Regions from separate parts of the Homo sapiens genome. Here region 1 is linked to region 2. The links are chromatin contacts, found by Hi-C or POLR2A ChIA-PET in ENCODE. All regions are on one chromosome and are shown on one strand. The core of a region is the stretch at or near the end of the contact, and the rest is flanking DNA. Distances in the headings are between cores, read along the strand shown.

Region 1 (5,362 bases), core at 183-2,682, 44 kb after region 2:
TTTAGTGACACAATTTTTTTTTTTTTTTTTTTGAGACAGAGTCTCAGTCTGTCACCCAGGCTGGAGTGCAGTGGCCTGATCTCAGCTCACTGCAACCTCTGCCCCCCGGGTTCAAGCGATTCTCCTGCCTCAGCCTCCCAAGTAGCTGGGATTACAGGCGCCTGCCACCACACCTGGCTAATTTTTGTATTTTTAGTAGAGACGGGGTTTCACCATCTTGGCCAGGCTGGTCCTGAACTCCTGACCTTGTGATCCAACCGCCTCAGCCTCCCAAAGTGCTGGGATTACAGGCATGAACCACCATGCCCAGCTGACACATATTTATACCCAAATGTGTAAAAGCTGCATCAGAAGGATATGCACAAAAATCTCGAGATTGGTTATGCCTGGGGCGCAAAGAAAGGAAAAACAAGTGGAGTAATATTGGAAAAAGACCTTATATGAAATATATTATCAAGAAATAACTGGAAGAATTAGACAAATAAATGAATTTTGATTCATTTCTCACACCATGTACAAAAATTAACTCAAAATGAATCAGAAACAGGTGTTGATTCTGAATGTGAGCTTGGATTAGGGAAATAGTTTCAGATCTGATACCTAAAGCACAGCCATAAAAGAAAAACAATCAATAAGTTGAACTTCATCAAAATGCAAAACTTTTGCTCTATGAAAGACATTACAAAAAGACGGGCCAGGCATGGTAGCTCCTACCTGTAATTCCAGCACCTTGGGAGGCTGAGGCAGGCACATCACTTGAGCTCAGGAGTTTGAGACCAGCTTGGCCAACATGGCAAAACCCTGTCTTTACTAAAAATACAAAAATTAGCTCAGTGTGGTGGCATGTGCCTGTAGTCCCTGTAGTCCCAGCTACTCGGGAGGCTGAGGCAGGAGAATCATTTGAACCTGGGAGGTGGAGGTTGCAGTGAGCCGAGATTGTGCCACTGTACTTCAGCCTGGGCGACAGAGTGAGACCCTGTCTCAAAAACAGAAAAGAAAAAAAAAAGAAAAAGAAAAAGAAAAGAAAAGATAAGCCACAGACAGAGAAAAAATATTTGTAAAGCACTCTTCTGACAACAAACTTGAAGCCAGACTATATGAAGAACTATCAAAACTCAACCAAAAAAAGACCAAGTTTTTTTTTTTTAAATAGCAAAGTTTTGAACAGATACTTCACCAGAGGAGATATATTGGTAGCCAATAAACATATGGAAGGTGCTCAACATCATTAGTCATTACGGAAATGCAAGTTAAAACCATGATGAGACAATGCTACACTTACTAGAATAACTTTAAAAAAGAACCTGACAATAATATCAAGTGCTGTTGATGATGAGAGGCAACTGGAACTCTCAGATATTGCTGGTGGGAATGCACAATGGTACAACCTCACTGGAAAACCCTCAGGCAAAGAAATGCAGGTGCTGCTGTTGAAATCAAACAGCTTATGAGGAAGTGGTAAGGGCAAGAGAATATGGGTGGAGTACCCATAGTATCTGTTAATACTCCCACGTAATGAGTTCTTCAGTTCTGAATTTACTGAGAGCTCTGTCAGGTTCTTGTAAGTTGGCCAAGTCAACCATAAAAATTCTATTGCTTTGCATTTTTTACAGTGCAAGTCAGTTTCTCAATCCTGACTAAGAAACACAAGAAAGGAGGAAAGATGGGGCATTTGCCTGCAATGTCAGATACAACCAAGCCAAAAGCCTACACCCCAAAGCCCTGTGTATTTGGAGGTGAGCCTGCCCTGGTCCTCCAGGAGGATATCCAGGGTCGCCCAGACCAGATTTTGCTTTCTCACCAAGGAATGTCGCCCACCACGAATAAAAGATGCCTTTGCAGATTGAGGTTCCGGAGTGTGAGTTTATCAAAGAAGGAGCAGGAAGAAGGAAAGAAGGGAAAAAAGAAAAGCCCCCACATTTCTGCCAGCGCCTCATGCAGCTTACTAGCTCCTCTCCCAGGGCCTCCAGGAGGCTCTCTTCACATGGAAGGAGGCTGAAGAGCAGGTCTTCCAGCAGTTTAAAGTCTCTGGAGGAACTTGTGCCACAATCCATGCCTCCTCTACCAACTGAACTCTCAACTGGGTCTGTTGCCTTCTGCCAAATGTTATTTACATCTCCAGGAGACATAAATATTGGTCACAATGCCTGTGAATCTTGAAATTCTATTCTATTCTATTCTCCCACCTACTATAGTAAATTCCAGACAGCGATAGGCAAAAAAGAGCCCTAGGCAAGGGCCCACTTTATTCCATCTCTTTCCTTGGACAATTCTATTAGGTAACAAAAGAATCAACTTTATTAGGTATAATAGGCATGCAAGAAAAACATTTATTTAAAATGCACATCAGGCTGGGCGTGGTGGCTTACGCCTGTAATCCCAGCACTTTGGGAGGCCAAGGTGGGTGGATCACCTGAGGTCAGCCTGACCAACATGGAGAAACCCTGTCTCTACTAAAAATACAAAATTAGCCAGGTGTGGTGGTGCATGCCTGTAATCCCAGCTACTCGGGGGGCTGAGGCAGGAGAATCGCTTGAACCCAGGAGGTGGAGGTTGCAGTGAGCTGAAATCGGGCCATTGCACTCCAGCCTGGGCAACAGGAGAGAAACTCTGTCTAAAAAAATAATAAAATAAAATACAATGCACGTCAATGAGATTTAACAAATATATATCTCTGCATATAAGTCCCACTACAATTAAGTGATAGAGCACTTCCATCATTCCAGAAACTTTTTCTCATGCCCTTTGCAGCCAACCTCTGTCCTAGGAAACAACTGCTCTGCTTTCTGTTACTATAGCTTAGTTTCAACTTTTCTAGAATTTTTCATCTAAATGGAATTATATAGTATTATGCTTTTGTGTCTGACTTCTTTTGCTCAGCCTAACTTTTGGAATTCATTAATTTTAGTGTGCATTAGTAGTTCTGCTCCTTTTTACTGCTGTGATATTCCACATCATTCTTTAATATAAAGACAACTTTTCACCTCTGGATTAAGAGCTAGACCTGCAATAGCAAACTTAAATGCCTAGAGAAGACAGGCCCATAATGCAAACGAGAAAAGGGGTCTGGTATAAGAAAATTTATTTTTAAAAACACTACTCCTCTTGTTATATCCTCATTTTCTAAAGAAATGCTTCGTTTTCTTCAACTTTAAGGAAAATAGGAGTGTATGTATGATGATAAATAGCAACCGACACCTGACTTTGGGGAGAACAATAAAGAATGAAGGGGATGGTGGCAGATTCCAGAGTCCACACCCATCTAAAGGAAGCAGCTTTGCCGTATAGGAACACGGGGCCAGGTTTCACATCTTCTTATTGTTCCAGAGAAGCAGGAAATCTGGGTTTGTATGTGAAATCTCCTGAGTTTTAAATGTTGAAAACAAATTCAAATTTTATTAAAGCACTGGATGGGCCAATTCTGTTCAGGTCAAATAAAACAAATCTGGGGGCCAGATGTGGACTGGCAGGCATCACTTTGTGTCCTCTGATGTCGACAAACTAAAAGCAAGCCCAAGCCGCCCTCTCCACTGTGCTTTTTGTAGAAACATCTTGGTCCTGCTGGGACCTCCCAGTCCAAGGAAGCACCAGGGATGGCTTACCTCACTGGCTACATGGAAGAGAGGAAAAAAGGAAGAGCAAAACTCATTTCAAGGTCCCAAGAAGAAGAGAGGAAGAGAATATTTACTCCAGGCTAGTTATTATTTTTACCACCCTCCTGCCCCATACTAGAGCATCATGAGAATACATATATTCGAATCACCTGGGGTGGGAAAACAGGTTCCCTTCCGATTTATTTGATCTGTTGGGCCTGCTGTGGTCTTGCATTTTAACAAGCTCCTCGAGTAACTCTTATCCACACTGAAGTTTGACACTCGCTGCATTGGGTTTTCCAGTCTTTGCTACAAAATGGTTCAGTTGCCAATGAGAGTTCATTTTGTCCTACATCTAAATTTGAGTTCCCTTTTGTAGGAAAAGTAATGGGGAAGAAGGGAAGGCTTTGAGCGCCCCCTTGGGGCTAGCTTGGTGAGTGAACAGCTTTATAGTGATAAGTGATTTTTCAGAGATGTTAGGAATAAAAATAATAAATAGTATACTATTTATTATTATAATAGCCCATACTAGCATTAGGTATTGTGACTGGCAATTCACATATAGTATCTTATTTAAGCCTATCAGGCAGACACTATCATTACCTGCATTTTATTTTACTTTATTTTTATTTTTATTTTTGAGACAGGGTTTCACTCTTGTTGTCCAGGCTTGAGTGCAGTGGCACAGTCTCGGCTCACTGCAATCTCCACCTCCCAGGTTCAAGCGATTGTCCTGCCTCAGCCTCCCGAATAGCTTGGATTGCAGGTGTCTACCACCATGCCCGGCTAATTTTGTATTTTTAGTAGAGATAGGGTTTCGCCATGTTGACCAGGCTGGTCTTGAACTCCTGACCTCGGGTGATCCGCCCGCCTCGGCCTCCCAAAGTGCTGGGATTACAGGCATGAGCCATTGCGCCCAGCCTTTATTTTATTTTTTAATGAATAAAAAGCTTTTAATTGGAAATTCTTTAAACAGGATACCCCAATATCCAAATAACATATGACCTGAATTTTATAGAGGAGGAAATTTACCTGCAAATCCAATGGCATGGCTGATCACCCTCTTCCTTAATATATTTTTTTAACTTGGCGCCCAGGACACCACACTCTTTCTCATTTGCCTCATATCTCACTGATTCTTCCTTCTTGGTCTTGATTGTAGTCCCCTCTTCTCCCAGATCAGTTCATTTGGATTGCCCCAAGAATCAGTCCTTGGTTTTCTTTTCCCTACAGTCACTTTCTTAATAAACTCCTTTGTCAATATGCCAATGAACCCCAATTTTTTATATTGTAACTAACATCTCTCCTGAATCCCTGACTCATATACGCAGTTGCCTACTTGATATGTCCACTGAGATTTCTCGGAGACCCCTTAAACTTAACATGTCCAAAAATGGGGTTCTCATCTTCTCCCACAAATCTACTCTATTAGAGGGTTTTCCCATTTCAGATGATAGAAGCTCCCAATTGCTCATACTAAAATCTTTGGTGTCATTGTTGACCCTCTCACTCATACCTCTGGCCGCCACTCCCTCCCTGGGTTGAGTCATCACCCTCTCTCGCCCGGAGTATTGCTACAGCCTCCTTTTGGTCTTTTTGCTGTCAAACTCGTGTTCCAAGAGACTATTCCTAACATAGAAACCAGAATGATCTTCTTAAAATGTAACTCAGATCATATCATCTCTCTGCCTATAATCTTTCCAAGGCTTCCCATTTCACTCAAACTAAATGCCAAGTCCCTCAGATGGCCAATAAGGCCTTCTACAAGC
Region 2 (5,980 bases), core at 108-2,607:
GGATCAAAAGGCCAACCCCATCCCCAGTGGAGAGATGTTCCACGGCCCTTCCTCCCCGACATATAAACATGTGACCTGAGGGGCACTGCTGGGTCATAGTCTGGGATGTGGATCCCTTTACATTAGTTAAGCTACATGGACAGCTCAGCTAATGGCTACAGCCTCAATCACCATAGACGGTATAGTCCAAGGTGCCCTGACATCAGGAATAGTATATGAATTTGTATGGCTCATATTGAAACAAGGGTGTGCCAGTCCATGTGTTTGTACACTTACAAGAGAATTTGGTGGGGTGTGGGTCAGGAGTTGTTCACATTTGGGAACAGCTATTGATGGTGTCAGGCGTGAGCCTTTTTAAAATCTGGCTCCTGTCAACTCTCTGACATCATCCTCTGCGCCTACCCACGCTCATCGTTTACTCTCACCACGTGGAGCAGCCTGTGCCCTGGACAGCTCCTCCATTCCTTCGCACACTCAGCACTTCCTTCTGCAATTCTCTTCCTCGGTCTTCCCTTTAGAACTTTTATTTGATGATCACCTCAAATGACTTTTCTACCAATTGTTCTTTCCTGATCTACTGCTCCTCTCTAAAGCCCGGTTTCTTCTTCTTTTGACATCTCACTTAAGTCAAAAGTCATTTTTCTTAACTGTAATTCAACTATTTGCAGGAAGGAAGGAAGAAAGCAGGGGGGATGGTAAGAGGGGAACTGGAACAACAGGCGGAAGGAAGTGGGGAGGGAAAGAAGGAAGCTAGGCGGGAAGCAGGGAGGGAGGAAAGGTGGAGAGAAATAGTTTAGGTTGGGGGATAAAGACTATTTTAAGTGTAATCTGTGAGGCTGGTTTCTCTACGGGTAGATCAGAGGGTCAAAAAGATTATTTCTCCAGCTATAGCTCTTCACTGTCCAGAAGTCCATAAAGTTTCCTCTAGAACATCTGAAGTCATGCATCACTCATTTCTCAAGGGTTTCTTACAACCTGTTCCCATGTCTAGTCAGGTTTGCATTTTCAACTTTTTTTTAATTTTCAGAAGTTTGGCTCTATTCTCTGTGAACATTGACCCTGGCCTTATCAAGACGAGAGAGAGCTTTCAACTCCACCCTGCCCTGAAATACTCATAAAGCCTCCTACATGACTTTAACTGTGAAGGTAACCATGTTCTTTCCTCCTCTCTTCATCTTCCAGGAATGGGCAATAAGAGGATTTCTTTGGCAGAGCAAACATCCCTTCACTTATTTATGAATTCACACATCCCCTCATCCATTCACTCACTCACTCAGCAAACATTCATGGAGTTGTCCTAAATGGAAGTCATTTGCCAGGAGCTGCATCATCAACTTAGCTTAGAGATATGAATCATGCTTTGAATCTTCCTTTCAAAGACACTTTTCTCTTGCCCTCTTCCTGTCACAAAAACCCACATAACTGTTTGTTATCTTATTTCCTTTGCTGGTCTTTGTCTTTTGTTTCGGAACAATTTTTGATTAAAAAGAAAAATTTAACCAGACAACAATGGCCTGGGATTTGGATCCCTTTACATTAGTTAAGCCACATGGACAGCGTAACCTAATGGCTGCAGCCTCAATCACCACAGATGATGTAATCCAAGGCAACTGATGTGGCTGCAAAATAGAGGACTACTGGCTGCAATAGGCAGCCATGTCAGTTGTGGGAGCATCTATTTAGTGCTGAATATACTTTTCAAACTTTAAAGCAAACTTTTGCTAAGTATCCCTTCTCTAAGCCAGTGCTTTAGAAACGTTTTGCCACACCCATTGGCAGGAGTGCTTTGTTCCTTCAGTTTTCTATTTTAGGTTTTTGTCTCCCAGAAAAAGTGCTGTCATGGGATGTGATTTCAGGTAGTCTGTTTGAGGTGATTCCAGGATCCATCAGTAAGGGAGTGAGAAAGTGAGACAGTTAAGGGAAGGAAGAAAAAAAAAAAAAAAGGCAGACTATGTAACTGGTGGCCACCTGATGTGAAATCTCACTGGGGGATTCCTTTTTTAAAAAACTGACTGCAGGTGGAGCCAAGATGGCCGAATAGGAACAGCTCCAGTCTACGGCTCCCAGTGTGAGTGATGCAGAAGATGGGTGATTTCTGCATTTCCAAATGAGCTTTGAAGAGAGTAGTGGTTCTCCCAGCACGCAGCTTGAGATCTGAGAACGGACAGGCTGCCTTCTCAAGTGGGCCCCTGACCCCCGAGTAGCCTAACTGGGAGGCACCCCCCAATAGGGGCAGACTGACACCTCACACGGCCAGGTACTCCTCTGAGACAAAACTTCCAGAGGAATGATCACGCAGCAACATTTGCTGTTCACCATATCCACTGTTCTGTAGCCTCCACTGCTGATAACCAGGCAAACAGGGTCTGGAGTGGACCTCCAGCAAAATCCAACAGACCTGCAGCTGAGGGTCCTGACTGTTAGAAGGAAAACTAACAAACAGAAAGGACATCCACACCAAAACCCCACCTGTACGTCACCATCATCAAAGACCAAAGGTAGGTAAAACCACAAAGATGGGGAAAAAACAGAGCAGAAAAACCGGAAACTCTAAAAATCAGAGTGCCTCTCCTCCTCCAAAGGAACACATCTCCTCACCAGCAACGGAACAAAGCTGGATGGAGAATGACTTTGACGAGTTGAGAGAAGAAGGCTTCAGATGATCAAACTACTCCGAGCTAAAGGAGGAAGTTCGAACCCAGGGCAAAGAAGTTAAAAACCTTGAAAAAAAATTAGATGAATGGCTAACTAGAATAACAAATGCAGAGAAGTCATTAAAGGACCTCATGGAGCTGAAAACCAAGGCATGAGAACTACATGATGAATGCACAAGACTCAGTAGCCAATACAATCAACTGGAAGAAAGGGTATCAGTGATGGAAGATCAAGTGAATGAAATGAAGTGAGAAGAGAAGTTCAGAGAAAAAAGAGAAAAAAGAAACAAACAAAGCCTCCAAGAAATAAGGGACTATGAGAAAAGACCAAATCTACGTCTGATTGGTGTACCTGAAAGTGACGGGGAGAATGGAACCAAGTTGGAAAACACTCTGCAGGATATTATCCAGGAGAACTTCCCCAATCTAGCAAGGCAGGACAACATTCAAATTCAGGAAATACAGAGAATGCCACAAAGATACTCCTCAAGAAGAGCAACTCCAAGACACATAATTGTCAGATTCACCAAAGTTGAAAGGAAGGAAAAAATGTTAAGGGCAGCCAGAGAGAAAGGTCAGGTTACCCACAAAGGGAAGCCCATCAGACTAACAGCTGATCTCTCAGCAGAAACTCTACAAGCCAGAAGAAAGTGGGGGCCGATATTCAACATTCTTAAAGAAAAGAGTTTTCAACCCAGAATTTCATATCCAGCCAAAATAAGGTTCATAAGTGAAGGAGAAATAAAATACTTTACAGACAAGCTAATGCTGAGAGATTTTGTCACCACCAGGCCTGCCCTACAAGAGCTCCTGAAGGAAGCACTAAACATGGAAAGGAACAACTGGTACCAGCCACTGCAAAAAGATGCCAAATTGTAAAGACCATTGAGGCTAGGAAGAAACTGCATCAATTCACGAGAAAAATAACCAGCTAACATCATAATGACAGGATCAAATTCATGCATAACAATATTAACCTTCAATGTAAATGGGCTAAATGCTCCAATTAAAAGACACAGACTGGCAAATTGGATAAAGAGTCAAGACCCATCAGTGTGCTGTATTTAGGAAACCCATCTCATGTGCAGAGACACACATAGGCTCAAAACAAAGGGATGGAGGAAGATCTACCAAGCAAATGGAAAACAAAAAAAGGCAGGTGTTGCAATCCTAGTCTCTGATAAAACAGACTTTAAACCAACAAAGATCAAAAGAGACAAACAAGGCCATTACATAATGGTAAAGGGATCAATTCAACAAGAAGAGCTAACTATCCTAAATATATATGCACCCAATACAGGAGCACCCAGATTCATAAAGCAAGTCCTTAGAGACCTAAAAAGAGACTTAGACACCCACACAATAATAATGGGAGACTTTAACACCCCACTGTCAACATTAGACAGATCAATGAGACAGAAAGTTAACAAGGATATCCAGGAATTGAACTCAGCTCGGCACCAATAGACATCTACAGAACTCTCCACCCCAAATCAACAGAATATACATTCTTGTCAGCACCACACTGCACTTATTCCAAAATTGACCACATAGTTGGAAGTAAAGCACTCCTCAGCAAATGTAAAAGATCAGAAATTATAACAAACTGTCTCTCAGACCACAGTGCAATCAAATTAGAACTCAGGATGAAAAAACTCACTCAAAACCGCTCAACTACATGGAAACTGAACAACCTGCTCCTGAATGACTACTGGGTACATAACGAAATGAAGGCAGAAATAAAGATGCTCTTTGAAACCAATGAGAAAAAAGACACAACATACCAGAATCTCTGGGACACATTCAAAGCAGTGTGTAGAGGGAAATTTATAGCACTCAATGCCCACAAGAGAAAGCAGGAAAGATCTAAAATTGACACCCTAACATAACAATTAAAAGAACTAGAGAAGCAAGAGCAAACACATTCAAAAGCTAGCAGAAGGCAAGAAATAACTATGATCAGAGCAGAACTGAAGGAAATAGAGACATAAAAAACCCTTCAAAAAATCAATGAATCCAGGAGCTGATTTTTTTGAAAACATCAACAAAATTGATAGACCACTAGCAAGACTAATAAAGAAGAAAAGAGAGAAGAATCAAATAGATGCAATAAAAAATGATAAAGGGGATACCACCACCAATCCCACAGAAATACAAACTACCATCAGAGAATACTATAAACACCTCTATGCAAATAAACGATAAAATCTAGAAGAAATGGATAAATTCCTCAACACACACACCCTCCCAAGACTAAACCAGGAAGAAGTTGAGTCTCTAAATAGGCCAATAACAGGCTCTGAAATTGAGGCAATAATTAATAGCTTACCAACCAAAAAAAATCCAGGATCAGATGGATTCACAGCCAAATTCTACCAGAGGTACAAGGAGGAGCTGATACCATTCCTTCTGAAACTATTCCAATCAATAGAAAAAGAGGAAATCCTCCGGAACTCATTTTATGAGGCCAGCATCATCCTGATACCAAAGCCTGGCAGAGACACAGCAAAAAAAGAGAATTTTAGACCAATATCCCTGATGAACATCAATGCAAAAATCCTCAATAAAATACTGGCAAACCGAATCCAGCAGCACATCAAAAAGCCTATCCACCATGATCAAGTGGGCTTCATCCCTGGAATGCAAGGCTGGTTCAACATACGCAAATCAATAAACATAATCCAGCATATAAACAGAACCAATGACAAAAACCATATGATTATCTCAATAGATGCAGAAAAGACCTTTGACAAAATTCAACAACCCTTCATGCTAAAAACTCTCGATAAATTAGGTATTGATAGGATGTATCTCAAAATAATAAGAGCTATTTATGACAAACGCACAGCCAATATCATACTGAATGGGCAAAAACTGGAAGCATTCACTTTGAAAACTGGCACAAGACAGGGATGCCCTCTCTCACCACTCCTATTCAACATAGTGTTGGAAATTCTGGCCAGGGCAATCAGGCAGGAGAAGGAAACAAAGGGTATTCAATTAGGAAAAGAGAAAGTCAAATTGTCCCTGTTTGCAGATGACATGATTGTATATCTAGAAAACCCCATCTTCTCAGCTGAAAATCTCCTTAAGCTGATAGGCAACTTCAGCAAAGCCTCAGGATACAAAATCAATGTGCAAAAATCACAAGCATTCTTATACACCAATAACAGACAAACAGAGAGCCAAATCATGAGTGAATTCCCATTCACAATTGCTTCAAAGAGAATAAAATACCTAGGAATCCAACCTACAAGAGATGGAAGGACCTCTTCAAGGAGAACTACAAACCACTGGTCAATGAAATAAAAGAGGACACAAAAAAA

Evidence for each region. Hi-C counts contacts between places; a loop is a spot of excess contacts on that map. ChIA-PET counts read pairs that join two places held with the same protein, here RNA polymerase II (POLR2A). Pooled maps may share reads with other maps.
Region 1: a loop to region 2 is called in a map of CD8-positive, alpha-beta T cell, with 2.3 times the contacts of the local background. The contact joins two enhancer-like sites. A Hi-C loop is called at or near these places in 4 of 168 maps with a recorded cell type or tissue (CD4-positive, alpha-beta memory T cell, CD8-positive, alpha-beta T cell and naive thymus-derived CD4-positive, alpha-beta T cell), 1 of 37 single-sample maps with no recorded cell type and 11 of 50 pooled maps. POLR2A ChIA-PET finds 5 or more read pairs at or near these places in 8 of 52 experiments (CD4-positive, alpha-beta T cell, CD4-positive, alpha-beta memory T cell, H1 and 4 more).

What each region holds. Positions count from the first base shown.
Region 1 is chr9:78,117,704-78,123,065 of GRCh38, forward strand. No RefSeq gene overlaps it. Among named protein-coding and RNA genes, the nearest start is that of GNAQ, 89 kb to the left of the region's middle. Within about 2 kb of position 1,433, at least 5 of the 41 ENCODE cell types and tissues checked have a DNase peak (open chromatin) inside an H3K27ac peak, as active enhancers do; they include CD4-positive, alpha-beta T cell and CD8-positive, alpha-beta T cell, where a contact is called at or near this core.
Region 2 is chr9:78,073,479-78,079,458 of GRCh38, forward strand. No RefSeq gene overlaps it. Among named protein-coding and RNA genes, the nearest start is that of GNAQ, 45 kb to the left of the region's middle. Within about 2 kb of position 1,358, at least 3 of the 41 ENCODE cell types and tissues checked have a DNase peak (open chromatin) inside an H3K27ac peak, as active enhancers do; they include CD4-positive, alpha-beta T cell and CD8-positive, alpha-beta T cell, where a contact is called at or near this core.